7 separate regions of the Mus musculus genome follow, and regions 1, 2, 4, 5, 6 and 7 are each linked to region 3. Evidence: chromatin loops called from intact Hi-C (ENCODE). Cell type or tissue: heart. All regions are shown on one strand. Region 1 has its middle 160 kb from the start of Icos. Region 2 overlaps Nrp2 (neuropilin 2). Region 3 has its middle 8.1 kb from the start of Gm35252. Region 4 holds the start of 4930487H11Rik (RIKEN cDNA 4930487H11 gene). Region 5 has its middle 200 kb from the start of 9530026F06Rik. Region 6 has its middle 78 kb from the start of Icos. Region 7 overlaps Pard3b (par-3 family cell polarity regulator beta).

Evidence for each region. Peaks named below come from ENCODE experiments on the same cell type or tissue, not always from the same donor. Only the 100,000 strongest peaks of a DNase experiment are listed, where the experiment ranks them.
Region 1: it touches region 3 in a loop (8-fold over the local background); 9 of 42 quality-filtered maps call a loop at or near these places.
Region 2: it touches region 3 in a loop (3-fold over the local background); 2 of 42 quality-filtered maps call a loop at or near these places.
Region 4: a loop joins it to region 3, with 6 times the contacts of the local background. A loop is called at or near these places in 15 of 42 quality-filtered maps.
Region 5: it touches region 3 in a loop (11-fold over the local background); 13 of 42 quality-filtered maps call a loop at or near these places.
Region 6: it touches region 3 in a loop (4-fold over the local background); 5 of 42 quality-filtered maps call a loop at or near these places.
Region 7: it touches region 3 in a loop (2.3-fold over the local background); 5 of 42 quality-filtered maps call a loop at or near these places.

What each region holds. Positions count from the first base shown.
Region 1 is chr1:61,136,965-61,140,964 of GRCm38, forward strand. No RefSeq gene overlaps it. Among named protein-coding and RNA genes, the nearest start is that of Icos, 160 kb to the left of the region's middle. In heart, a CTCF peak has its summit at 2,406 (motif pointing right); a DNase peak (open chromatin) is centred at 2,497; H3K4me3 peaks cover 650 bases; H3K27ac peaks cover 1,504 bases.
Region 2 is chr1:62,720,546-62,724,545 of GRCm38, forward strand. The region is part of intron 2 of Nrp2 (neuropilin 2); the gene reads left to right. Among named protein-coding and RNA genes, the nearest start is that of Gm29083, 4.4 kb to the left of the region's middle. In heart, a CTCF peak has its summit at 2,177 (motif pointing right); a DNase peak (open chromatin) is centred at 366; H3K27ac peaks cover 1,936 bases.
Region 3 is chr1:62,962,691-62,966,690 of GRCm38, forward strand. No RefSeq gene overlaps it. Among named protein-coding and RNA genes, the nearest start is that of Gm35252, 8.1 kb to the left of the region's middle. In heart, a CTCF peak has its summit at 1,825 (motif pointing left); no DNase peak of the experiment used is centred here; H3K4me3 peaks cover 12 bases; H3K27ac peaks cover 356 bases; H3K27me3 peaks cover 539 bases.
Region 4 is chr1:62,794,009-62,798,008 of GRCm38, forward strand. The region is part of intron 15 of Nrp2 (neuropilin 2); the gene reads left to right. 4930487H11Rik (RIKEN cDNA 4930487H11 gene) reads right to left here and starts at 724. Exons shown (of 3, transcript NR_040601.1): 1 at 545-724; 2 at 388-463. In heart, a CTCF peak has its summit at 1,690 (motif pointing right); DNase peaks (open chromatin) are centred at 1,821 and 2,423; H3K4me3 peaks cover 1,354 bases; H3K27ac peaks cover 1,279 bases.
Region 5 is chr1:61,179,568-61,183,567 of GRCm38, forward strand. No RefSeq gene overlaps it. Among named protein-coding and RNA genes, the nearest start is that of 9530026F06Rik, 200 kb to the right of the region's middle. In heart, a CTCF peak has its summit at 1,727 (motif pointing right); a DNase peak (open chromatin) is centred at 1,734; H3K4me3 peaks cover 538 bases; H3K27ac peaks cover 913 bases; H3K27me3 peaks cover 444 bases.
Region 6 is chr1:61,053,581-61,057,580 of GRCm38, forward strand. No RefSeq gene overlaps it. Among named protein-coding and RNA genes, the nearest start is that of Icos, 78 kb to the left of the region's middle. In heart, a CTCF peak has its summit at 1,758 (motif pointing right); no DNase peak of the experiment used is centred here; H3K4me3 peaks cover 316 bases.
Region 7 is chr1:61,923,220-61,927,219 of GRCm38, forward strand. All of the region lies in intron 2 of Pard3b (par-3 family cell polarity regulator beta), which reads left to right. Among named protein-coding and RNA genes, the nearest start is that of Pard3bos1, 60 kb to the left of the region's middle. In heart, a CTCF peak has its summit at 1,945 (motif pointing left); no DNase peak of the experiment used is centred here.

The DNA.
Region 1 (4,000 bases), 1.8 Mb before region 3:
ATCCGATTCAAGTCCTCAACCTTGCAAGCAAGCACCTGCTGACTGAGCCATCTTCCCACCTTGCCCTTGTCCCTTTTAAATGCCTTCCGCATCTCTACCACCACCACCAGACCTGATCCCACACTTCACACCCTGTGTAAATATTTTCTAACATAGTGGGAGTTTAGCTGGTGAGGATTTATTGACATGTTTATGTAGTGTAGTAGTGCAAAGAAACATTTGATGAATGTAGTGGTTTGTTTATTTGTTCAATGGCCAACACCCTCCCCTCAAAAACCAACAAAGGTAAAACAAACTCCAAAAATCAGAGCCTTGAAGTACACAGTAGGTCTTTTATAGTTCCATTTCAGGAAACATCACTAAAATATTATGTTATTTTTTTTCACAGTCATTAGCTAAAGGAGGCTCTACTACGCATACCGAAACCATCAGTAGAGTGGTGTGTGTGTGTGTGTGTGTGTGTGTGTGTGTGTGTGTGTGTGGTGGCTCATAGCAAAAACTGATGGGGAAAAGCTTATTGAGGGAAAAATCTGTATGTGTTTATTTCATGCTTTCACCATGAAATAAAATATTCTTATTGTTCAATTTCTTAAGAAGATTTACAATGTTGAGTATCCAAACTTCTTAAAGAGGTTGAATATTTTCCTCTGACTGTGCCTCATTAGAGCTCAGAGATCAAGAGTAAGGCAGGAAAAAGGAGGCGGGAAGAGAAAGTGAGAAACAGAGAAACCAAACCGTGGGAGGCAGAGATACTAGACCCTAAGACAGGGGTGGAAGCCACTGGGACTCAGTCATAAGAAGCCATTTGTTTTGTTTAACTATTTGTAGATAAAACAAAGACCAACATTTGAAAAGCCTCATGTCTCTGAGGCTAAGAGCACACACTGATCTTCCAGAGGACCGGAGCTAAGCTTCCAGCATCCACACTAGGCAGGAGGCAGCACACTGCTGCCTGTAACTTGTCAGAGAACCCAATACCTCTGCCCTCCAGGCACAGACAAATAATTTAAAATAATAAATATCAATACTGAAAACGATCTGATAATAAAAGAGAGACAGAGAGAGCAATAGCTATAGTAAGGCTGCAGTTCTCCTTGGGTAAGTCAATACGTGTTAGCCGGATCTGCTGGGTGTTGCATCCATTAGCCAGATCTACGATAGTTGCGGGGTAGGGGTGGAGTTGGGATGGGTGTGTGTGGTGTGATCCACCGGGGATGATGGGTTGTTAGTTCAGGCTTCCAGGGTGGAGCGAGTGAGCAAGTGGAATTTCCACTAAGGTGCTACCCAGAGTTTGTGTGCCCACGCTCGGCGCTACATACCAGGTGCATTAAAACCAACATTAATTAGGTAAAATAAACAATTGGAGCTTTCTGCAGGGCGTTCCACTTAAATACTAGATTCCTTTTACACTGTTGCTTCATGCTGCTTCTGACCTCTTTTCTGGTACAGTTTTGAGATAGGGCTAAGTAGCTCTGGCTCTCCTGGAACATTCGGAGATCCATAGGCCTCTGCTCCTCCCGCCCCCTTTACCCCACCCCACCCCTGGACACCACCATGCCAGGCCAGGCCATACTTTTTGTTTTTTAATGTTCTTGTATATTTCTGGTCACAGCAACTGTTCTTTCTATAAAGAAATTTCTTCAGATGTATAAACAGGCAATCACATTGTAAGTTTTATCTGATTATTTTTCTCTGTGGGAGAATTCCCGGAAGGATCGAGGGATATCTGTCATCCCTGCTCCAAGCTATCTACCCATGGTTGTTCTGTGAATATCTACAGTCATGTGACCGCCTACGTGTATTTTGTGGCTTTTAGAAAACTGTTACCAATTTCAAAAGATCACACAAAACTCCTGAGAACAAAATAAGGCTATAACACGGGTTTCACAGTCCTGAATTTGTATTTATCACAAACCCACTCACTCTCCAGTTCAGAACCCCTTCTCTTGGGAGCATCTTTGGTTCGTACAGTTAGTACAGATTCTCCCCACCCTCTATTCTTCCCATCACAGATATTCAGAAAATAGAAAGTATATACTGGAGGATCTATAGAATTTGCAAGTTTTGGAAAGCTATAAAATAAAAATTTTCTAGACCGGAGCTCATCTCATCTCATTCTGATTTTGAATTTAAAAAAAAAAAAAGTTAAAACAGCGGGATTGGGTTCAGTTTACTCAAGTACTCAAATTACTGGGTGGAAAACTCCAGTTGAAGTCGATGTTCTTTTCCTAAAAGCAATTTGTTCATATGTAAAGAATAAGAAGGCAGTGATGCCCCTCTTATTTTCCCTTGAAGCCCTGAGGGGTCTCCTTGATGCTTGGGGTTCCTGAAAGAGCCTAAATCCGCAGACCCTGCGAGAGTGGGGGCGGGGAAGCGCCCCCCCCAAAGAATTACCCTCATCTTCCTCCAGGTGTCACTACAGGCCTGCGCATTTCTTTCGCCTCCCCTCACCCTCCTTGTCCATTGATAAAGTGGAGGGTGATTTGTGATCCGCCTCGCTGTGATTGCGGAGGGAAACAGCCATCTTGGCTTGTCTCAGTAGTAGATTTGTTTTTCTAATTTCTTTATACTTGAAGGTTTACCAGATGCTTTATTGCCAGAGCGAGGCTGACTTGCGGTCTCTTTTCTTTCTCCTATCCCCGGCCCCGCACCCCTCCTTTTTGTTCCTAGAGACAATCAGTGTCTCTGGTCCCAGCTGCCACTGCTGATTTTTCATTACAGTTTAATTTAAAACTGGGATTGGAATGGAAATGTCTTTTTGCCATTTGGGGTTTGCAAGGCCTGTGGTTTTATTGCCAAAGGCACAAATGTTAGTTACTACTGTTTTTCCAGAGTTTGCTGGGGAGGGGTGGAGGTAGAGATGTGGGGGGTGAGAAAGACAGCTGGACTCTACAAAAGTGGGAGGGGAAATAGAGGGGGAAATCCCTCTCTGAAGGCAACGTTATTCTGAGAACTGTTTTGTCTGATGTTTTCAAGAATCTCATTTGGGTCTCGAGGAGGAGAAGCTAGAGATGTATCTCCTTAAATGTCCTTCCCTGTAGGTTAAATATTTGTCAGCCCAGCTAGTGAGATACTAGATGGATCACTATAGAGGGTGATCACCAGGTGGGATCTGCACTGCCGGGGGGTGGGGGTGGGGTTGGGGGAGATGGGTTCCCGCTTAAGGATAGTACATCTGTGGATCCACTTGACTGCAGCTGGCAATGGGAACACCCAAGGAGGGACTGCTCTGTGTACAACCTCAGAGGGAACAGTCTGTTTATAATTGCCATCACATAACGTCTTTCACTAGCTTCTGCCTTCTTGCTCCTTTGCAATTCTCGAATTGCACTCTTAGAGTTTATTATCCGCCAGTCACGGAACCCAGTCCAGTCACAGGCTGGTCCCTATAATCCCTCAGAAGGTTCTTAGTGATGGGCTGAGGGCTGGGGAGAGGCTTCAGTGCCCTTAATCCCTGCACTGTGGAGGTAGAGACAGGAGGACCCTGGTACTGACTGACCAACCAGCTTAGTCTAATTGACAAGTTCCAGGCCAAAATGAGATAGAAAGTTGCTGAGGAATGATACCCTGGGTTGACCTTTGGCCTCAAGATAGGCACGGGGTGGGGGTGGGGGGCGCGCGTGAGCACACACACACACACACACACACACACACACACACACACACTTACCAGTTTAATGGACTGATTTAATTATATTCAAATCCTCCTAAGATTGGCTATGTTTGTACTACTTGAGTGTAAAACTGTGAGAGAAGGACATTCGTACTCGAAAGTAGTCCTGCAGGAACAGCAGGCAGGCAGGCAGGGAGAAAGGAAGCCTTCCTCCGAAAGCCCACATTTAAATACTTAGTATCTTAGTATCGACATTGAGAACAGTTGTTTCCCAGTTGTAAGGGATCTGCAGAAGCCAGAGTGTCTTATCTGTCATGCTAAAAAACAATTACTGTCTCCCATCCCAGCAAGAGCCCTGCTCTTCCCGGATACACCAGTTTGGGATGT
Region 2 (4,000 bases), 240 kb before region 3:
GGCATCAACTGAGACATAATGCACAGAGTGCTTGAGAGCGGGCTCAGAGGAACTTGACTAAGCACCTCTCCGGACAGAGGGCCAAATTCGGTTCTGCTGATCCCAGTGCAATCTCGAGGGGAAATTGCTAAGAGGCCATTTTATGGATATTCACTATGACAGGGGAAAGGGGCCTTGCTTTTTAGAAGGTTGGATTCAGACAGCAATGAGCAAAGCCCCAGATATATTGTGTAGAGTAAAAGGCTAGGGACGCACTCTGCAGCCCCGGGATCCAACCCACAGGGCTGCAGAACTTGGTGTGGAGCAGAAGGACTCATACCTCACCTTTGCTGGAGTCTGAAGAGAGGAAACAGGCAAGTTACAGGCTCTCTTCCCGGCTTCTCAGGCCTTCCTAACTAGCTTCCTGTTTTTCTCCACATGCCTCATCCTTGCTGCTGGCTGCAGCCTAAAAGGTCACAGAGGTCAGAAAGAAAATCTTTCTGGAATCTATTTCCCCCTAGTGTCAAATTGTCTGCAAGGCTCCTCTAGGCCCACTTACCCTCGCTCTCGGTCCTCACCCACCCCGCCACCGCTCCCCCACACCCCATCCTCTGTCTCTCTCATTAATTTTTATATTTAGAAGGCCGTATCTGGTCCCACTTGCCCTCATTTGCATGCAGAACAAGGGGCTTGCCCGATTTACTTTCTTGAGAAAGGAACACTTCATCTCATTAAATCCTGGAAGGTTTTTCTTGTTCTTACACTCTTTTTGACTCCTTCTTTTCCACGCTGCATTTTTTTTTAAATAGCATTTGCTATCAAAGGAAATCCGTCCCCTCTTTCTTCGCATTTTGGGGACATGCTCAATTGTTTTACCTCAAAGTTTATGAAGCAGGTACCTCTCCCAACAGAAAATTGCCTCTGCTGCCCATCTCTGAGTGAGCAATAGCTTGGAGAAGAAAGAGGAAATGAAAGGGTACAGCCTACATGCCTGCCCGAGTTGTCTCTTCTGCTTTCTCTGCATGAAATGAACTACAAAAAAAATGGCCCTCTGACCTAAGACCAGGGCCCTTATAGGGAAGATTATTCTGGTCTGTGGTACCTAAGCCTTTTCCTCTCTGTACCTTAAAGTCTCCATTCCAGAAGGTCAAGGCAACCCCCAGACAGATCTTTTCCTGACCACCGCTTGTTCATTTTGTTCCACTGAATCTTGCTGTCTGCTTGGAAAATTTCACTCACAAGCGTCAGCCGTTCTGTGCCAGTGCAATCCGAAGCCACCCTTTCTCTTAGCTTTGCCTGCCTCCTCCCTTGGGCTATCCACAGGGAACCAACCCCTAAGCACCAGCATGCTGTCCTGGGGACTGGGGAGCAGCTACAGGCAGAAGCAAAGGCCGTTGTGGCATTGACAGCTACCTGTGTCAAGGGACAGAAAGACAGGACTCAGGGCTGTCTGGGCAAACAGAAAGAAGTCACTTCATCCCCCTGGGAGCAGAAGATACCAGGAGGCTGCTGCCTTGGCAGACAGAGAGAAGCCATTCGCTTGAGTCATCAGCCAGAGGGTTCAGCGTTATGGTTTTAGAAACATACACACAAGACTGGGTATTTTTCCACTTCTAAACTGTGAACTGTATGAACTCTTAAAAACATTCACCAACATGCTGTCCTATACAACTTACTCACCAGTCTTCAAGCAGGCTTGGTGTGCATGTGCTTACACACACACACACACACACACACACACACACACACACCCATTGTAGAGGTCCAATCAAAGGTAACTAAAATCAAGACCTAGTTCCTAGAAAGAACAAGTATGTAGCAGATAGGTATCTTGAAAATATCTTGGGGAAATTTGAAAACTAGGAAGTTGTGAACATACATTTCTTAGGCCACCTCACAAGTAAGTCTACGTAGATTCAGAACAAAACTACCTCATTCCTGTCAAAGTGAAGCCCATTGAGGAACAATCTCTCCGGGCAGAGTCCCTCCGTGGAAGTCCTGAACATTTTAAAGCCTCACTTCCATGTTTTCTTAAACAAAACCAACAAACGTTGAGGAGAGTCATTTTTTGTTCTTGATGATTTAGGATGGTAATTCTAGACTTCACTCCTTCGTGCACGATGAAGGCCGATCAATGTCCTCTTTGGATCTGATTGGCTCTTGAGGATGGATGCACTTGAATGCAGTACCGGCAAAGCCCAGAAGAGGGCGCCAGATTCCCCTGAAGCCACAGCTAACAAGCAGTTGTGAGCTTTTGAATGGCTGTGCTGTGAACTGGGCTCGCCGCAGAGCCATCTCCTCAGTCTACATTTGAATTTTTGTTGAGCTTTTAAACATCTTAAGTCCCCCAAACCATGATAACAAGTACTTTGCTGTGTCTAGTTTGTGTTACCACAGTAAGTTAGCAAGCTCGTTAAATGCCTCTGTCATGGGAAACTCGAGACTATTTTCTCCTCGTACTTCTTGCTTTCAATTCTTATGAGTATCCTTCCTCATACAGCCTCCCTCTTCTGACTTGCCTTTATTTTTCATATGTATCAATTTTGCCGTAGAAGATCTTTGCTGTCTATGCCAAAGATTAGGTCCTGGGGTTCAAGATTTCAACCCTAAGTCCGTGTAAATTCAAGGCTACCATTTCTTACTTGCTTCGTTCAGCCAAGGCCACGACAGAGTAAGGACTGCCTGGAGATTGACTCTCACCCCGACTGAGCGTAACACAGCACCCATAGTTCTCAGCGTTGGTTTAGACTCCTGTTTCTTCTGATCCTCTCAGTCCCCTACATTCTGGATATGGGTATGGGCCTCTTGCCAACTGTCCTAGCTAAACAAAATGTGCTTGTGTTTACTTACCACAGAGGGTCCCTCTAAATCTTAGAAGATCCTGGGTTGATAAATTAACCATGAGGCTAAGCAGGGGCAAGAAACCAGACCTCAGTAAGCTGGTCCCTTCATGACGAGCAGTCAGCGCTTCCCTGTGCTCAGCAAACAGCCAACATTCCCAGCAACCAAACATAGCTCTTCCACCCGTATGAAGTCTCCCTGAGCTCCCGTGGCATGGGCTGTACCTCCTTCTCTACCCATGTTTCCCCAGGGTTTGTCTCCTTGCCCTTTATTGGCTCCTGCTCCAAGCCACCTCAATCACACTGTCTGTTCCAGTGTGATGATCTCACGCTCTCCAATGGCACAGACCCCATACCCAGACTATGAACTGCAGAAACGAGCCTGCGAGAGAACTCAGCAGGTGTGTGCACATACTTCTTTTATTGATGTCTTGTCACCGATTGCACCAAGGCATCCGTGATATGAACTGTGGTATAAATTGTGTTGGAAAGTGGGCAGGTCAGGGTTTCCCCATTCTTCCATCTGAGATTACAAAGGAAGGACAAAGATGATGGGATCTGGGCTATACATGTCACTAACTACTCAGACTTGGGTCTGTCACCAGCCAAATGGCCATAGGCCGTTCACTCTGTGCCCAGGAAGTGCTTAAAAGCACCTATTATTGCCAAACTTGATGGCCAGTTTTGGAAATACATGGGGTTAGTAAATTGTACCCTTTGACCTGATAGATTTTGGGACTCCAGAGTAGGAGGTGGTGAGGTCAAACTGTCCCAGCTGGCACAGTACGTCTGAGCCTGGCAGTGGGTTGGCAATTTTCTGTCTTTGTCTCAATAGACAGGAAAGCATATGAAATAGCTCCTCCGACACACACAAATGAAGAATCGTGCTCTCAGACGGCTTAAGCAAGTGACCCTCAGGTCCTGTCCTCTGAAGGGCCTGGGTAAGGATTTGAGCCCTACTTTCCAGTCTGCCCTTCTTTAATCTCATGCTGTCTGCCTCCCCCTCCCTCACACTGCATGTCCCCACTGTGACTTGATGGGAGACTGTTATCTGAGTCCACAGTACCCAGGTCCAGCTTAGGCTGGAAGACCCGGGGAGGCTCCCTGGAAGAGGAGCTGCCTATACTGACCCTAGAGGAGTCAGTCAGCAAGAGGGAATGTGCAAGGGTGGCACTCTGAAG
Region 3 (4,000 bases):
GTCAGCTACTTGTGTGGAGGCATCGGTGTCCTTTGAGACCAAGGCTGATCCAAGAGAAACAAAAAGACCTTCTCAATGGTTTCCAGGCATGAAATGAGCTAAGCAGTGGTAAATAGGGAAGCTGTAACATGACCTGACTTCAGCCTGAAAGATCTCTGGGTCCATGGTTCATTATATGGTAGAATGGTTGTTAGATGTGTTTCCCTTGAGGGCAGGCTCCAGGTCTAACTCAGCTTTCCATTCCCACATTGGATATTCTACCTAACAACAGCATGTTCCCTTCACAGTGTCTCTCACTGGTACCTAGGCCATTCATGGTACTCTGGGGTGACTGACCCTAGAAGCTCATAAAGTGTGTCAAGCACTGTACTGGCTCCAGAGAGGAGAGGTCTGGGAACTCTCACCTCTGCAGGAAGAACAACACATCAGGAGACAACCAAGAAAATAGCCATGTAGTGTGATGGACAGCATGGTGAAGAGCCCTCACGTCCTAATGCCTGAGCTATGTCCCTCTACCTATCAAGAAGGGCCGAACACAGCAGAGGATCCAGGCTCTTGGTTTGGAGGAACAGGGGACTATGTCACAAGAGTTCAAGGTACCAGACTTCACACCTAGGCAAGGAGTTTGGCTTTTATCACTAAAATCACAACAGGTTTTAAAGTAGTGACTCTGGTAAATCCACATTCTAGAAAATTCTTTGTAACTCCAGTTGCAGAGGGGATAGAAGTGTGGCAGAGGTTAAAAGGCTGGAGGTATGGAAAACACACCTGGGTGACTACAGGAATGTGGGAGATGGTTATGAAGACCAACAGCTCTTCAGGACCTCTGGGCTGTGGGGAGTGAAGGCAAAGAAGGCCATATTGATGCCAGGACTGCCCTTTGAAACCTAGTAGCAATAGATGTGTCTGGGAAAGCAAGACTGTCTGAAGCCCGGGGTAGAGAGGGCATTGGCTGTCAGGTCTGGCTGGAGCATGCTGAGTCCACAACATCCTTGGGAGATCTGTGTGGACGTGTGTCCCTGGAGTCCCAGACTCAGGACACAAAGCAGAACCCCCAAGGAGTTGATCTCGCTGAGAGAAAGCTCATGAGAATATCTAGTTCAACCACAGGAGAACTGATGGGTGTGTCTTGAGCCTAGGAAATGCCAATAGTTAACCAAACTCACAAAGGTGGTTTTGTAAAGGCCGAAGAGAGGAAAGAAACGAAGGCAGGATAGAGTGACAGCCTGTAACTGAGGGCTGGAGATGGGAAAAGGTCATATTCGCTGGTTTGGGTTTGTTCTTATTACTCTCCCATTTACAGAGGCAGGCACTGAGGTTAGGAGGTGAAGCCTCCTGTCCAGGTGCTGTAAAAAAGTGAACTCAGAACCCAGGCTTCAAATACGAGCCCCGTTCATGCCCATCCTCCCATAATCACCTTCCCCAAAGCAAGTTATTGGATTTAATTGTTTATTTGTTTGTTTATATTATTCAGTTTGTAGAAAGTCTCCTCCAAATGGGTCGAAACCTATGTGGAGAAGTGTTTCACAGTACCCTCCCTGCTTTTGAACTGGTCTGGAGGCACAACTAACATTTCTTGAAATCTTTCTTGCCAGACCACTCTATGCCCTCCGTCATCCTGAAGCAACCCCTGACAGGCCCACAAGGCAGGGATATGAAAAAACGGGGGGAGGGGGGCTGGGGCGTGGAAACAAGGCACCCCTGAGACACACAGACCTGGCTTGCCAGCTTTGAAGTTCTGTGGCTGGCTTGCGGCAGGGAAGGCAGCCTGACCTCATCTCCTCCCTTCAGTGTGTGAGCCTGGAATGCCACCTAGTGTGTGTCAGCAGGAACACCAGGGCCTGGCTTGTGCTTTTGTTTGGTGGATGGTGTTTGTGTAGTTGAAACCCTGGGGCAGTCTCAAACCCTGTTCTCTCAGATGTCCTACCCCATCATAGTCAGTTCAGATAATCCGAGGGTTTACGTAAGAGGTCCTGGGTGACACAGGCACAGTCCCAGGAATGAGCTCTACAACATACAACTGCAAGTGTAAACAAAAAGCCCTGAGAGGGGGCCAGAAGAGGGCTCAGCAAGCAAAGGTGCTTGCCACCAAACCTGAAGACCTGAGTTTGAGCCTCGGGCTCACAAGGTGGAAATTGCTGAGGCACATGTACATACACACAAGATAAACACAAGATAGTCATTTAATGGGGTTTTGTTTGGAGAGAGAGAGAGAGAGAGAGAGATCCTGGAAAGCTGGACAGCCCTAGAAGGAAATCCAGCAAGGCTAAGAGGAAGAGATACAGAAGTTAAAACAAACGAACAAACAAACAAACCTTGAAACTTAGCTGCCCAAAGCTCATGTTAATGCCAGTCTTGGCGAGAACAAACATCCTGTGAGGAATTATTTTCCCACAAAAGAAGAAGGAAGATGGAGGAATAGCTGGGAGAAGAAGGAAAGGAGAGAGTAGAAAATGAAAGACAGGAGGAAAAGGAGAGGAAGGCGAGGAGCAGGGGTAGAGGCACGCAGATGTGTGTGTGCCCCTAAGGAGTCTTGAGACAACAATAACAGTTCAGAAAGCAGAAAACTGTAGGGTCCTTTCCTGGGGCCTGGGGCGTGCACTTGACTTGGGATTTGCTTGAGGTGGGAATGATGGAATTTCCCTGTGCTTCCAGCTGAAGGGTAAATCAGTCCTGAAATGTACCAGAGGAAACCCACAAACACAACATTACCCTCTCCCGCATCTCTCATGCAAAGTGTCCCAAAGAGGCAGGCAGAATGGAATTGAGCTGAGTCGCAATGAGAAAGCATCTACGCCATAAAGGAACATTCGATATAGAAGCAATCACTCCAAGGTGATTCGTGCCATCAGTCAGTCAGAGGTGTAAATCCCACGGGGCGCGTGAGCTATGTGGCTGGCCTGGATGCCTATTTTCTAGGGGCAATGAATGAATGGATCTCTCCCTCCTGCCCAGGCTCCGATGCTTTTAGCATTTGGCACCGTGGCAGGATTTATACCATGATTCTTGTAAACTGTACTTTCTCTCTCTCCTTTTCAAAGATTCCTTTCAATAAAATGCAGATGGGATTATTTGAGAGCCGCCTTGCATGTGTTTATAGGTTACTTCTGCTTCGCTGCTTATGCAGGTGTGTGTGTCTCTAGGCCGCTTTGTTTTTTTTATTTTCTCTGCCTATTAGGGAAATGGAAACATATGGATTCCTTGTTTGGGCCCAGTGGACCTTATAGAATAGTATCCCCCATTGCTTTTCTCACACATCTTCCTGTAATCATATGGCTCTGAATTAGCCTCTCAATCCCCCAGTGGAAAAGCCATAATACAGGGAAATTCAATAAAATGTATATGTGTTCTGAATGCCAAGGCATTTACAAAGTGGATGTGGATTGTGGTCAACTGTATAGGAGAGGCTCTGCTGGTAAGAAGCTGATATGGCAGACTTGTGCCCAGCGTGCAGAGAGCTAAGCTTCCTAAAGCCTGGTTGGGAGAAAAGAAAAAATGAACTGAAGGGCAAATGAATCCGAGAAGGATTCGGAACTGAACCCCCGATATTAATGTTTCCAGCTTCCATAAGCAGTTCTATACAAAGAGTCTAGGGATGTTCTTTACCTGGAAGATACAGAGTCTAGAAATATTGCAGTGCCCTCCCAGAAATGCATAGTATGTAATATTAAAGACATACTATAAGTAATATCCCCTGCACTATGACTCCCACTGTAAATAAATACCTCATTTATTGAAGGTGTGTGTTTAATTAAAAATGTCTCACTCCAGCCTTCTAGGAAAAAGAAACACGTAAATGTTTACACAGGAGGCTGCCCCCCTAGAAGGCTGATCATTACAATGAATGTGAACACATAATGTCTATGTTGGAAGAAAAAAAATTAAAAAATGAACATTATTTAGCCAAAGATGATCAGTTTGCCATCCTTCTCCCATGTCGGCTAAAGGACAGTCCAGCCTCCTTATCCGGAAGTCCAGCCTCCTTATCTGGAAGTCCAGC
Region 4 (4,000 bases), 170 kb before region 3:
GGAGGACTTTTGGTGGTCTACAAGGTGAAACTGCACCCTGACGGAAGGGGATCCCCAAATTGACGGAAGCAGTAATTCAGAACTAGCAAGATGGGCAGGCTTCATCAGATTTTCTAAGAAACATTCTCTCATTTTTCTCTCACTTCTGAGGAGACATGAGATCTGACATACTACTCAGCTATCTGGGGACCAGGCTGTGGGGTCGGGAGAAATTGAGAACTGGGGGTGTGGGCCTCGGGTCAGCAGTTGCTTCATAAGGCATTTACAGGGCACCTTCACTGCATGTCCTCCTCGGTGGAGGCTGAGTCTTGGCTTCCTCTGCTTCAGGAGCTCTAAGTCTGGTGGGGGTGTGGGGGTGGAGAGAAGAAAGGTAGCCGGGGGCCCTGCCTGCGTGGTGAGCAAAGGTGGGTCCACAAACAGATGCTGTGAATAGGCAGCTCATCTGTCCCTCTTCCGGCACACCCTGTAAGTAAGGGAAGCACGTTTTAGCCATCCGCCCATGGTGCCCGCAGCTCGAGAAGCATTTCTCATAGGTTAAGCATACATCGGCTTTTTCAGAAGTAAAGATCATGTCTGCCTTTGGCAAGCTCAAAACCGCCTTAGTCCCTTTCTGGGCCAGATTCTCATCTGATGTAAATCCTTGGGAGAATCAAGTTGTAGCACTGTTTTGCATGGAGTGGGAGTCAATTCAGTCTTTCCCCTGAGTTACCCTGAGCGAAACTCTACTACAGCGTCTCCATGGCAACCAGAGGCTGGCCAGTAAACTCGGTTGCCTCCTAAATCTCCCCACCCCCAGCTTCTCCCCGCTCTTTTCCACGGTTAAGAATGAGGCTCCCTCGCTCGGTGTCCCTCGCTCTCACACTCCTTTATTGCTTTGTGCTCATATCTTTTTTTCCCCCTGCAACTCCTTATCCAATCTGCTTTTAAAATCCTCCATCCAGTTTAAAAAAAAAATGAAGACGGGTTAGTCATTGCTTGACAGTAGTAATTGACCTGTTTAGACAAGACCAAGCTGATTTCAATGGGCACAGAAACCTTGGCAAACCAAAGTGGAATTTACCTTCAAGTCTAGCCAGCCTAATTAATACATTGTTGAGAATTCTGGCCAGCCACACCAAATATGGCTTTTCCACCCACTTGAAGAATTCACCAATCTGAATTCCAGCAGATACTGCAGTATCATTGTGTGTATGTGGTGTGTGTGCGTGGAAGTGTGTGTGTGTGTGTGTGTGTATGTGTGTGTGTGTGTGTGTGTGTGTGAGAGAGAGAGAGAGAGAGAGAGAGAGAGAAAGGAAGAGAGAGATGAGAGAAAAAATTATAATGCTTTGACACATGGTAAAGTAATTCTGATTAAATAATAAAGAAAGCTATGTAAGGGTAGGACTCTTGGTTGAGACATATTTACTACCAGGTGAGCAGCAATTGTCGATTGAACCTCTGTGAGCCTGTTTCCTCATCTGTACAGTGGGTTAAAGTACCTGATGCATAAAGGGACCAGCGAAGAGATTGCAGATAATAAACGGCTTGGTATATATGAAGGCCGAGTACCGCCTGAGTCCCTGGATCCCTGCTGTATGACCCAAAGCATGTGTGTTTCTCTCTTTCTTTTCTTTATTTTTTTTCTTTATTTTTTTAATTGATTTTTTTTTATGAGTCCGCATGCTCTCAGCCTAGCAACACTCTCTGTGTCTCTCCCCCAGGGGGCACCCTCCCGCCAGGGACCGAGCCCACAGTGGACACGGTGCCCGTGCAGCCCATCCCAGCCTACTGGTATTACGTTATGGCGGCCGGGGGCGCCGTGCTGGTGCTGGCCTCCGTCGTCCTGGCCCTGGTGCTCCACTACCACCGGTTCCGCTATGCGGCCAAGAAGACCGATCACTCCATCACCTACAAAACCTCCCACTACACCAACGGGGCCCCTCTGGCGGTCGAGCCCACCCTAACCATTAAGCTAGAGCAAGAGCGGGGCTCGCACTGCTGAGGGCCGAAGCAGGAACAGCGCCCCCCCAAAAAAAACCCAAGAAAGACTGCAAACACGTTGCCTCGATTTTGCACTTTTTTTCTCCTCGCCTAGTCTCTGTGTGAACCCTCAGACATCTCTCTCCAGGGTCCCCAACCCTGAGCGCTCTCATGTACCCCACACCATTCTCTGTGGTTCTTGGTTCCGGTTTCTCTTTGCTCTGATATTGTTTGTTTTTAATCATTATTTTTTTTCCTTTTCTTCTTTCCTTTTTAATCTTCTCTCTTTTATTCCTTTCTCCCCTCCCCGCCCCGCTTTTTTCTAATGATTTTAAACCAACTCTAATGCTGCATCTGGAATCCCAGAAGAGACCCGCCCCTAAGCACTTCACAACCCAAGGCTCTGTTGGTTTTGTTCCAGAGACAGGCCCTGTTGTTTTCTCCCCTTGCCTTATCCCATCCCTCCTCTCCTGGGCAGGCTGCCAGGTGTCTTGAGGGGAGCCTGGTCCTGTATGTATGTACACAGTACACTCCCATGTGAAGAGGTGTGTGTGTGTGTGTGTGTGTGTGTGTATTTTCGAGGGAGAGACTGATTCACTGTGGAAGGGGGGGAGTGTGGGTGTGTGTAGAGAGGGGCCCCTTCCCTCTTATGTTGCTTCTTCTGGGGTACTTTTCAAGAAAATAATATACTGTACACATTTTGTTTACTTGGAGAAGAGATTGGAGCTTTTTTGTTGCCTTATCTAGCTCTGGCTGGGTTTCTGTTGGCTGTCATTGTCATCTCCAGGTACCTAGACAAATAGAGACCATTGGGAATGCAATGTGGCTTCACCCATCCTTATCCCCATCCCAAGCCACCCAAGACTATGGTTCCTCCAGTGCACTCAGACATGACCCCTTTTGTTATGTTTCCTGGTGTCTTTGAAGTCACAAGATAACAGCCATTGGGTGCATGGAGTCATTTCTACTTCCAGCCCTGAAGCAAATGTGTCTCATGTTGCCTTATAAAAAGAAAAAAGAAAAGAAAAAAAAAAGAAGAAGAGGAATAAAAAGTTCATAATGAATGTTTAGCTCTGACGGTCCAGTTGTGGAATGTCATAAAGAATAACACACCTGGGATGATGTAAACTCAGTAGTCTGTTTTAATTGTGAGCAGGAGGGGACCGATAGAAGGGAGGAGATGGAAAGACCCAAATGTTGTCTTTGCAGAGTCTCCTCACCCCCGGGCATCATTATGTTGAGCCTAACGTGGGATGGGGTTGAGGAAGAAGGTATTCTTTGGTATTATTTTGGTCATTGTCATAGAGTTTGTAAAATACAAGGGAGGGGTTTATTTGCTCTCCTTTCATGGTGTTAACGTGTGCCTGAATCCATAGCTGCTGAAGTATGTGGCTGTCCTTCTGACTTAGTTAAATAGTATAAGAAAGTAAAAAGGAATCGTTTGCTAAAATGAACCCAAGTGCTGCCACCAGTTAAAGCACTCATGGCATCTGGCTAATACACCCCCAATGTCTGGTCTGAATACACCCCCAAGGGCTGGTCTGACATCAGCAGATAAACTAGCATGGGCAGAGAGAAGACGCCGTGGTAAAGTTATACCTGTTGCCCCTACTTTTCCTCCCCCAAACTCTCTACCGAGAGAGATGTTAGAGATGTGCAAAAGCTGCATTAAACGGCAGAATCAATTTGGTTGCAATGAAGTGTCTATTTGAAGATTCCAAGTATACTAGGGCTCAGTCTTGAAGCCATTTGCTTTCTACTTTCCAGCTAAAAGGCTTCTTAGAAAGTGAACAATTCTCTCAAGATGGTTGCCTGGTCACATGACTCTCCAGACACCTTCTAAGAAAGAACAAAATACTAATGATTTTTTTTTTTATTATTGCTTGGGAGAGAGCCATTCAGCATTCTCTCAGAGTAGCCACATAGGTCCCTCCAGCACACTCTCAGCTTTTGCATCTGGTGCCTTTCATCCCCCTGAAAGGACACTGCTCTCCTGCTCTTACTCTGTTTCAAAGAGCTATTCTGTCTCAACTGTAGCAAC
Region 5 (4,000 bases), 1.8 Mb before region 3:
TCGAGTACCTCTTGCAACCTTTTACAAATAAGTGGGTTGATTCACTCTAACGCGCACTTTCACCAGTTGGCTCTTTTCTATGTAACCCCTCTCGTCCCTATTCAACAGAGGCTAGTAATTACCATAGCAACCGCAGCATGCGGTGCCTTGTGCACTCTCAGAAACAAAGCACTCGCTTTGAGAAAAAAAAAATCACACACACATTAATTTGTTACATGAAATTCTATTTCATGCTATTTATGAAGGGAATCGTGCCTCCAACTAAACCCACTTACCTTCCTCACTGGACTCTGGGCTCACGGCTGCTCTACTCTCTTCCCACCCCCATGGTACTCTAATCTGGACACACATTGACTCATTTTAAATATGAAATTTTTTGTGCAACTGGGGGAGAGGATGGGGAGGATTTGGTTTCGGCTGGAAGGCTCAAAGGTCAACGAAAGGGTGCACAGACCTATATAACAGTTGTTCCTGTCTGAGTGATGACTATACTACCAAGGGGATTCATTAAAATGGAGCCTATTGCTGTTACAATGAATGAGGCTCTCCATAAATTCTGCTGAGATCCTGTCAGTGGCTAAGCCCATAGGTAACACTTAAATGCTGCGCCTTCATCTGCTTGCTGGTGTCTGGATTCCAACCCACAGGTGCCTCTCCCTACTCCAGAGTTTATGCATACTGACTCCAGACCTATCAAGAACCCAGAGCCTGGAACCTATGCACTCCCAGCAAGCAAGCTTTCCCAGGCTTTCCCTGTGTGTGTGTGTGTGTGTGTGTGTGTGTGTGTGTGTGTGTGTGTGTAATAGGACATTAGGCTTTGAAATGTGACAAGACCATCTAGGCGGTAGTCACTTGTACTTGGTCCCACCTGAGCTGGGGCCAGAAAGGGGAAAGAAGAGTTAGCTTAGAGTAATTTGAAGTCACATGGTAATGCCACCTCCCAACCTTGTCCATTTAATAGATGAAAGGAGGCAATGTGTATGTGTGTGCCAGGGAGTGCTCTGGGCATGAACAGCTCTCTGTGTCCATCGTTATAATCAAAGGGCAATCGACAGAAGGCAGACTTGTTCTGTCCTGCCTCCTAAGTCACCTTTCAGACTCAGAGAGGCTGGGGAGAAAGTACTTAAATGAGACTATTTTCTGTTGCTGTTTAAGACCAGCCGGTTGGAAGCCACTTTATGAGTTCTCTAGTTGAATCTCTGATGTAAGAAAAAAAAAATGCTTTGGTTTGAGGGGGAAAAAAATCCCAGTCAAAGGCTTTGCAGGTCCAGGGAACAATCAGGGTTGTTCCCTCTGCTCTGCAGGAATTCAGCCAGGCCTTTGGGAGGAAGGGTGGAGGAGGCAGGGCTGCCATACCGGGGTTGTTCCCCCTTCGAAAATGGAACTGAAAAAACATGGAGAGCTCAATCGGTGAGTGGACTGGTGAGAACAGGCAGGGATACCCACATTAGCTGCTTCTTTTTTCTTTCACCAAATATGTCATGATGCATATTTGCATTTATTCACTCTTTAGATGAGAGAATTTCTGGTGCGGTCTGTGATTCCCCAGCTTTGGCTGTGTAGGTACTAACAAACTGACAAAGATATCTGTGAGAAATAGTACTGTCCTTTATTGATACCGAAAACTGGAGATACCAGGTCAACGTGTATAAGGCAGATGCCTCTTTGTTCAGGAGGTTGCCTCCAGTCTGCCCGCCCCCTGCAGCCACCTTGCAGAAACCAGGCACTAGGGGGCACTGTTGGCCCAGAGATGGCTCTTTGCATTAACCAGCTTTGGAGGCAAACGCATTAGCAGAGAAGCAGGAAAGTCGGTGACGTGAGGAAATTATTATGCACAGTTCATTTCCTTGTAATTTAACTCTCAGAGTAACAAAAGCATAATGTATAGCCCAGTTTTCTGGTCTGATTTACAACAATTTGAACTAAAAGATGACTTCTGCCTTGCCCCACCCCCTTCTAATCATTTCCGCTGATATCAGCAGCTGAGAATTTTTTATCTCACCGTAACCACTGCACCTCTTGAAGCCACAGATCGGAGAAGAGGAAAATGTAAAACGTGGTCCCGCAAACCCAGCCGGGCACATACCACACTCTGTTTCCTTACAGCTGTGGTGCAGGGAGTCGTAACTCTATGTCTATTATGGCTATTTGGCTGGTATCCTGTAAGGCCTTTAAATGCCCAGGAAGTCCAAACGGGAAAAAGCATGTTTGTCCCCCAAAATGTTTGTGGTGTTTCATAACCAGAGGCAAAAGGAGTTTGTTTCCTAGTAGCAGATGCCCCATCTAACCATCCTCCAGTGGAGGTCTATCCTTGCTTTGGCCATCCCTTCTCTGTAGATACCAGCTTAGCTGGTCTCCACTTCATAAGACTCTTAGAGCACACATTCACTGGCATACAGCAACTTAGCATTTCCTAGTGCTTGTCTTGCTTATTGATCTCTCTGTCTCTGTCTCTTCCCACTACACAGAGAATTGGGGTGTGTGTGTGTGTGTGTGTGTGTGTGTGTATGTGTCTACTTTGACTAGAGCTCCTTGCTAAGGTATGCCATTTTCTTTAATCAGTTCAAAACCTTGACCTTAAGAAGTAATTGGTTCATTTTATAGGCAAGGCCATGGAAGCTAAAGAACCTACCCAGGGGCCTCTGGAATTAGAGGCAGGCTTCAAAACCAGCTAGTTCATTCTGTTACACCATTCTGATGCCCATGTGCTAACTGGGACTGTTGAGTGAATAATGGGGGAGGGGGAGCTGTACAGAGATGACTTTCATAAGTATGAAGTACCTCCCAGGGCTCTCTGGGCCCCTGCAAAATCATTCAAGGAATTTAACAAGATGAAGCCATTGAGAAAAGTCGGCGAGCAAGTGGTCTCTGAGGACCCAGAGAAACTTGCAAACCAGGATGCTAACATTCATCTCCGGTTGACTCTGAACTTTTGGAAGCCAGGGAAACGGGGTGACCAAGGAATGCTGATTCCCAACCCCTGGGACCACATTACTAAACATATGGAACCGATAAGGAAATTAGGCACGGTCCCTAAAGGGTGGTTTGAAGAACTCAGAATTTCAGCACCTCTGGGGATTAAAGTCACAGTAAAGGAAATATCATGCATATCTTGATGAATTTTACCCTTATCATGCATGCTCTTTGTATGATTTCCCAGCCTTACTGAGGAATAACTGACAAACATTGTAATATGTAAGATGTACACTAGATATAAATGTACGTACACAATGTAAGTTGACCATACACTCAAGCTAGTTAACACAGTTATCCGCCCCCACACACTAACATTTAAGATCTATTAATTACAGCAATCACACTGTACAATGCATTTTCAGAACTTATTTCTGCTGCCTAACTTTTCCTCTGATCTTCGGGACTACTTTTCTGCCCCTCACCTTTATCCTGGCACTACACTTCCACTCTCCTCTTTGCTTCCGTGAGATTGTTCTTTTACGTTCCACACGTAAACAGAGCCATATACCAGTCGTCTCTCTGTGCTGCAGCTAACACATTGCTTTCTGGTTTCACCTGTGTGGCTGAGAATAGCAGAATGTTCTCTCCCCTCCCCCACCCCCACCTGTGTGTGTGTGTGCGTGTGTGTGCGTGTGTGCACTCGCACGCGCACATGTCACATTTTCTTTATCCTCTATCTGTCAATGTATGTGTTGGTTGCTTCTAGATCTTGCTTATTGTGAACAGTTCAGCAGTGAACTAGAGACTGCAGAGGTCTGATTGACAGATTTCATTTCCATTTTTAGATCTGGAAATGGGATGTTTTGGATCATATATGGTTGCAGTTTCTGTGTTTGTTTGTTTGTTTGTTTGTTTGTTTTGAGAAACTTCTCCACCGTTTTCCATAATGGCTATGCTAACTTGTAATCCTACCAATGTCGCACAAGGGTTCCTTGGTCTCTCTCTCTCCCTATAACACTTGCTGTCTTTTGTTTTGATAGGTGGCCCCTCACTGAGGTTTGACTTTGCATCTTCCCGGTGCTTT
Region 6 (4,000 bases), 1.9 Mb before region 3:
TTGGATCCTTTGAATTTATGTGCTTGAACCAGAGAAATGATTAAACAATAACAATAGATCCTTTTAAAAAGAAAACAGGCCCTAACCCCCTGCCACATTCTTATCCATGCACGTCCTGTGTAAGTTAAAATTTCATTTACACTTGGCTGTATTCTCAACCCCAAGGATGCCTGTGTAATCTAATTTGCCACCTGAGGCAAAAGAAGAACCTTCTTGCTTTTGTGGGTTTTATGAGAAACAGATGGGCAGTTGGACACTGGGAATATTCTGGAAGGTGGCTGTTCTGCCCTTTTTGGCTAGCTGCCCCAAATACCTCTGATACAAAGCAAAAGCAGCCCTGAGTATCCTTTTTACAATATCCTGATCTGATATGCATTTATACAACCCTCAGGATAAGTCATACAGGCAACAGTCTAAAATATACTGGGAAAGGAGAGGTCACACCTAAAAATATGGATCTTATTTGTTAGCAAGAAAAATGGGATCTTTTCTAATCATTCAAGCAGTCAACTCTGTGGGCGATGATGCTGTCATAAGTAACAATATGGCGGAAGTTCATTTTGTGCTGCATTCAAACCCAGTGAATCACAACCACTAAAAGATTTAAGGCGGCTTCAGGGTGGGGGCCGATTGCCCTGTTCTTTCTTCTTTGAGAATCCAGAATTGAGCGCCAACAAAATAGCCAATAGCACACACTGGCTAACATGCGATTCTCCAGGGTTCATTAACAGAATCAGTGGGAAGGGCAGTTGCACTCTTGGAAGAGCTGTCTCTCTTTGCCCCTTACGGAAGAGGGTAGAGAGTTTGCAGAGTGTTCTTAGCAGCGGAACCCTTGGGCCCATACTGAGACAGGTCCTGCCAGGATGGTGAACTTGAATGGTGGTAACTGGGGGAAATGTGCAGTCTGCATGTTTGACCTTGCCTGGCATCCTGCCTCTGTAGGGTTTACGTACACAGTGAACTTGCCTGTGCAGACGCAAGCATAGTCCTCTGTTTCACCTGTTAAGATGCTTGCAAGAGCCAGAGAGGAAACGATTGCTAACAAGTGACGAATGTCTACTGACTGTAGTCATTTCATAGGTACTGGTCTGAGCATGGAGACCACAACCTCACTGAATCACAACCACTGATACGGGTGTTTTAGGGCAATTCTAGTTCTTTTACATTAAAAAAAAAAAGACTCTAAGTTCATAATCTTGGAATCAGAATTAGGCAGAAACCTGGATTGAGTTCAACGAAGTGTAAGACAAGTGATTAGATATTTGGCAGAAGTGAGTAACGAGAAAAAAAGAAGTGAAATTATCAAATGTGCTTAGTTAGAAGAAGGCACAGTAAAAAGAAGTGGAGGACCTGAGTGAGCTGGGTGGAGCTCTTCGAGGCTTGTGGTGCTCAGGTACGGCCAATATGATTGGATAGCAAACACAGTGGCAGAGAGACAGTGTGGACTTCATTGTCTAATATCACTCTTAATTGAGAGCCATGACAACACAGTGAGACACTGTTGCCGGAGATGGCATTACCTTGGGAAACACACAGTACATAAAGAGTGGGAGCAAGGCACCCTGTACTTATAAATATTACAATATGTGTATTTGTGCTGGAAAAAAAATGCAGAAAGCTTCTTGGCTACCTCCCAGGGAGAACTGAATTGTCCTTAGAGATAGATGGGATTTATGTGACTCGGAACTCATGTGAGGATTCTCCTGGCTTCTGTCTGCTTCATTCAACTTTCCCTTTCCTCCACCTTGCCCTTTCTTCCTCCAGAGGGCACCAACGCCCCATCTTGGACCCGCGTTTCCCTGCTACGTGTTTAAAACAATTCTCGACAGGAAAGAATCTGGTTATAAACCAATAAACCAATAACGACGACTTCCTATTTTAGTTTCAAATATCTCTGAGAACAAATTCCATTTTGTTTAAACCCAGACTGGTCATTAAACAACAACAACAAAAATCCAGTGATTCATGGGGAAGAAAACTGGGAGACTGTGTTCATGGTTTCAAAATAGAAATGGCCACATTCAGTTGAGTCCCAATAATTACACAGGACATCCACTAACAGGATATTTCTCTCATGTTTTGGTTTGAGCATGAAAAGGGATCTTATTTTGCAGGTAGAAATGGTATATAAACCAGAGAGCACGCATTACCTACAAATAGTTTTTTTTTTTGTTTTTGTTTTTTTTTTTTGTTTGTTTTTTTGTTTTTTTTTTAAAGCCCAGTCAAGTCAGGGGTATTGCCAAAGAAAGCTTAACGTTCCTCTGTTGAACACGTGCCACTTTTATTTGGGGCCAGGAATATTACATAGAGAGGGCCACACAGCATCACTGTGGACTTGATGCCTTCTTTAAATGCTTGCTTTGGTTTGGAATGTGCTTAATTTCTCCTAACTCTTATTTTCAAATCCTGTCTACATTTTACAGTTCGTGAGTAACATACATATCATGCAATTTTTCGATGCTTATTTAAATGGCAGAGAGCAATGCTGCAGACAGCTTTTGTGTGTCTCTTTTAGACTGTGAGCTAATGGCTGTGTTGTGGAAGTCCTTGTTTATAGGCTGTTTATATAGAGTTTAAATCTTTGGTCAAATAAATTTAACAGTAACTTACACCTAACATTGATAGAAACACTTAATTATTATTATGTGCCAAGAAAGTAATTAGCCATAAATAGTCATCAAGTTGCCTACTATTGTTTTATGTAGCAGAGGCAGATGTGACTGTTCTATTCTCCGTTGACTTTGACTCAGATCAGAGATACAAAGTCATAGGAATTCTTCTCTCTCTCTCTCTCTTTTTATATTGTGAGGATTTTAAAAAATATTTTTTGATTAGATATTTTCTTTATTTACATTTCAAATGCTATCCCAAAAGTCCCTCATACCCTCCCCTGCCACTCCCCTACCCGCCCACTCCCACTTCTTGGCCCTGGCGTTCCCCTGTACTGGGGCATATATCAAGTTTGCAAGACCAAGGGGCCTCTCTTCCCAATGATGGCTGACTAGGCCATTTTCTGCTATATATGCAGCTAGAGACACGAGCTCTGGGGGTACTGGTTAGTTCTAAAACCATTCTCTTCTTTACAATCCCCTTCCTTCTTTTGTTCCCTCCTGTTCCTTTTCTGATTATCTTAATAACAAACATAGTCACCATGGTAATGTTACCACCATCATCTGCCCTGCACACCAACACTGACATTCATGTGCATTAGAAGAACACAGCTTTGCAATGACTTCCCACACTGAAGGAACCTTGATGTCAGCTCCTCTGTCTTCCTATTCCAGGAGAAGGTGCTCAGCGTCTTTGACTTGTCTGCCTGTACTTAATCTCCTTGATAAACTGAGTTAATTTCATAGGGTGGCTACGATAAATTACCACAGGTGTGGTAGCCTAAAACAACAGTTTATTCTTGCAGCTCCAGAGGGAAGAAGGTGTCATCGGGGCTTTGCTTTCTCTAATAGCTCTAGGGAAAGATTGTTGTTTAAGAAACATACTTTGTAGGGAGCTTGATTCTGCATCACTTCAAGACAGGAGACTATGTATACTGTGTAAGATGAAGTGTTACAGAATGAGGGAATCTTAGCTAATGGTGATTGCATAGGAGAGTGAGGAGAACATGGACTGGCAGTCCACAGTGTGGGGTCTCCTGGGGTTACTAGTCTAGTCTTTGTCTAGTATTTGTCTAGTCTAGTCTAGTCTAGTCTAGTCTAGTCTACTCTAGTCTAGTCTAGTATCAGACTAGAATACTGAAGCAACTGACCTGAAGGAGTTAGGATCCCTGGGATGTAATTCTCTAGTGCTGGGTCTGAGTGAGTCAGAGCACCAAAGCCATCCAGTACATTCTGGTCCACCTTCTATCACTGGATATTTTCTAGATAAGAAAATCTACATGAATGTATTTCTGATTTTAATTGAAAATTAAAAGAAACAGACTCTAAAGTCTGAATCTGAAGAGAAAAATCAAATGTGGTGGGTTTGGTTAAGGGGCACATACTAGCGG
Region 7 (4,000 bases), 1.0 Mb before region 3:
GTATGTGGGATATGTAAAGGTGTGTTTGTGTGTGTGTGTGTGTGTGTGTGTGTGTGTGTGTGTGTGTGTGTGTGACAGAGAGAGAGAGAGAGAGAGAGAGAGAGTATGTGTGTGTGTATGTGTGATATTTTCAATATAAACACCAGGATATGTTCCTGTTTTCATGAGGGCTATAAATGATCAGTCTCCCTTTGTCCCTTTTTCTGTTCTATTTGCCATTGTTTATCAGGACACATACTGATAAGACTACAGCTCAGATGAGAGTGGGGTGCCGGGCCCTCGACCTCACCCCTCCAACTCTTCCTACAATTTCCTGGCCATGCTGTTAGAACACAGCTTCTGTTTTCTGTTGGTGGCATTTTGTCATTTCTCTTTCTCTCTCTTTTCCTTGTTCTCACTTGCAAGTCTCCTCAAATGAGCACCTTGCCTGGGGTGGCAGAGAAAGCCCTCTTACTTTGGGAAGCAAGGAAGTTAAGTATATTGTCAGGCTCCAGGCCAAATAAAGTGTAAAGCATGACAATTAACTGGATAACTACCAAAATACCTCTTACTGTAACTATAACTCAGAGTATCCCTAGCTGAAGGTAAAAGATGCTGCTGCTTAATTCATCTGAATGCTTCTCAGGGTTCTCCTGGAGGCTTCTACAGAGCTTGCCCAGTAGGCTTTGACATAGCAGGACAGGGAGGGGCTGACAGTCTGGGAAGATCTAGCCTAGAACTAGACTTTTGATCCTCTCATTAAGCCAGGAGGTATGTGGTCTTAATTCTGTCCCACATATGAGGGTAGTGCTCAGTGTAGGGATTTCAAGCCAGAACCATCCTGGTTGGAGTCATTTGCTAAATCTTGGAGATTAATCGTTAAGTTGAAGCATTTTCAAGAACAACAAAACAGGCGGCATGCTCCTGTGCTCTATGAAAGCAATGTGCAACTGCACGCCAGTTGAGGAAAGTGAAGTTCAAAATGACTGTCTCAAAGGAAGGAAGGATGTGGACACAATGCTCCTTAATATTTAACCGGAATCTAGTTAAACTGAATTAAATACCCATTTGTTTTGGCTACAGGGATTATGGGGGTTTGTTTTGATCTTTACAACATCAAATGACATTTAGAGAAATGGAAGATTAGCTTTCTACTATTAAAACATTTAAAAATGTTTGCAGACATTGTAACAAAACACAGGAATTACGTTGTCATTTCATTTCACACTATCAGCTGTAAATCCCCGCTTAATGTGCTGATACAGAATCTGATGGGAATTGACTTGAAAAAGTTCTCTCTTGCAAGTGTATATACTTCCTCTGTATCTTAATTTTAGGCCCATAGTTATTTTCCTAACTAATCACTTAGTATTTTACTGTTTATTTTTGTATTTTCAGATTAAAGATATATTTATAGGTTTTTCATGAATTTGTAATTATATTTTAAATTACACCCCTTTGGAGCAATTTGTAAGCTGTTCTGTTTGATTTACTGTAGGCTATAAACAATGTAAAACAAGCTACGTTCAAATCAAAAAACACCAACCATGGGGTATTTCTGCAACAGCTCCTGCTTCATCCATCACTTTCACTTTAAGAAGGTACTTCTTGGTTTTCTGGAGCTCTAGGCAGAACTCAGTGCTTAAATGTGTGAGGAGGAAGAACATTTCAGTGGGAAGAAAATGTTCAGTTTGGATCCCGCCTCACATTATGGGTCCTATTTTTAAAAAATGAGATGCTAAAAGGCAAGGAATGATGACAGGACTGACTTCTTTATTTAGAAAAAATCAACTGTCAATTAACTAATGAGTATTCTTTTTAATCAGTGTTAATTGACAAATTCCCTGCACTCACAAACTTGGTTCTTGTGTAGTTTCTTGTTGGCCTGTCCCGATTTCCCTCCTCTGTTCTATTCTCTCTGTAGGGTGTAATTCTATATTCCCCAAGTTCCGTCTGCTGGAGCTAGATGGAGCTACAAGATCTTCTGTAAATGCATACAATGCCTTCTTGTGGTGTTAGGAGACAAATGCCACTGGAAAGCCTTCTTGCCCTTTCCTTTTCAAGAGAGTGTGGACTTTTAACACAGTCATTAAAATGGACAGATAATTGCAGTTTTGTAATTATCATTTGTTTGGGAGCTGCTCAAAAAAGAAATGAAAATAAAAATTCCCCAGACCACAACAAAACCAGAAAACAGTGTTGACTTCAAACCAGGTTAAATATTTTTGTTATTAGAAGTGTAGTTATTTTTGTTCTCTTTTTCTTCTTCTTCTAAAAGTAATCTCAGACATCTTGATAACACAGCAAGTGATCAAAAAGGAACACATGGAAATTATTTCACATTCACCTGCAAAATTTTATACGTATAGATTATTACAGGTAGGTATGATTAGATCCATAATATAGTATAGAACATATATCTAACAATGTGGAAATGTATCACAATGAGAGGAAATGCTGTTATTGTTTTTGTGGATGGTTGTTTTGCTTCCCTCCCCAGCTCTGTACTGAGCCAGCTGTACAGCTTTGGTCCTTTGTCTTTCCATGCGTTAGAATCCTGTGGAATATGCCCAGACTGATGTCACCCTGTGTACTAGCTGTTGGGACAGCCGGTGAAGGTCATGTGCTGACTTTGATGAGGTCATTGTGCTCACTTTATAGGAATCTTGTAATTATGTACTGGATAAACAGGGATCTTGCACTCAGAAGACCGAGTGGATGAAGCACGGATAAGGAGCATGTATCCACAAACTGACACGCTTCAGGGTCCAGCTCTTGCTGAAGCTGCCCTGCTCCTCCTTCACACACAATTTTACTAGGCTTCATGCTTTGACTTTTTCCCTATAGAACACTTGGATGCCATTCCATCCTTGCAGCAATAAAATGCAGTTACAAGCTGTTAGACCCATTTTAGCAGACAAGGAAATGGGCTCAGAGAGCCAGGGCCCCTGGTTTGAGATCATGCAGCTAGTAAAAGGAGAAACGGGATTCCCATCTGACTCTTGGATCTGTGTTTCTATTCACTCTTCACTCTTCAGAATACCTTCCTACCTATACGCAGTGCTTTTCTCTTTCCTCTTTCAAAATTCCAATTATTTATTTGTTTGTTTACTTATTTATTTACTTGCTTGTGTGTGTATGTGTGTGGTCATGAAAGAAGACAAATTGTTGGAGTTGGTTGTCTCCTTCCACCACATTGGGCCTGGAGCTCAAACTCAGATTACCAGGTTTAGGCAGCTCGTGCCTTAACCCAGTGAGCCATTTCTCCAGCCCAGTGAGCCATTTCTCCAGCCCTCGTAATCCATTCATAAGCAGCTGGTTTATTCCAGATCCACTTTAAATCATTAAGCAGTGTGACCCTATCTGTACATTACTGTTTGCCTCAAGCAGGAGCCTTAGTCCCAATAACCATTATCCTCTGTTCCCAGTCATACTTTTTTAAATGTTGCAGAATGTTATGTCTTCTGTATTGACTTTGTCTGTGTGTGCACTGGGCTTCAAGAGGGCACATCTCCTCCTGGTGTTGCCTTCTCAATGGTCTCTTGGGGAAGTTTGATTCACAGAGAAATTCTTGATCCATTTAGAAGAGCTTCTGTTTAGCTTGGTTTGGTTTTTACCAGTGTTTGTGTGGAACCCAGCCTACATGCTAAACAAGTGCTTTACCTCCAACCCCTCACCCTCATTACCATTTGTACAAAGTTAATCACATCTTACTGGAGGTATATAAAAAGAGGATTGAGTCTGACAGTTTTAAAGTGAGATTTAAAAAGGGGGCGCCTTCTATGAGCCACAGAGCACATCTTTAGCTTGTGAACACCTCATTCACCAAGGACTCCCCTGCAGAGTGACCAGGAAAAACCTGTCCAGAGAGAATCCTCCAGGGTCTCACTGGGGGTTGAGTGACCACCTACATTGTCTTCAAAGCCCTTGACAGGATCTTCAGTTAGATTTTAGGACTACCCTTTCCCTGGCCTCCAAAGCTTTCTGAGGCCTAAAGTGAAGAGGAAAGTGCCCTCTAGCT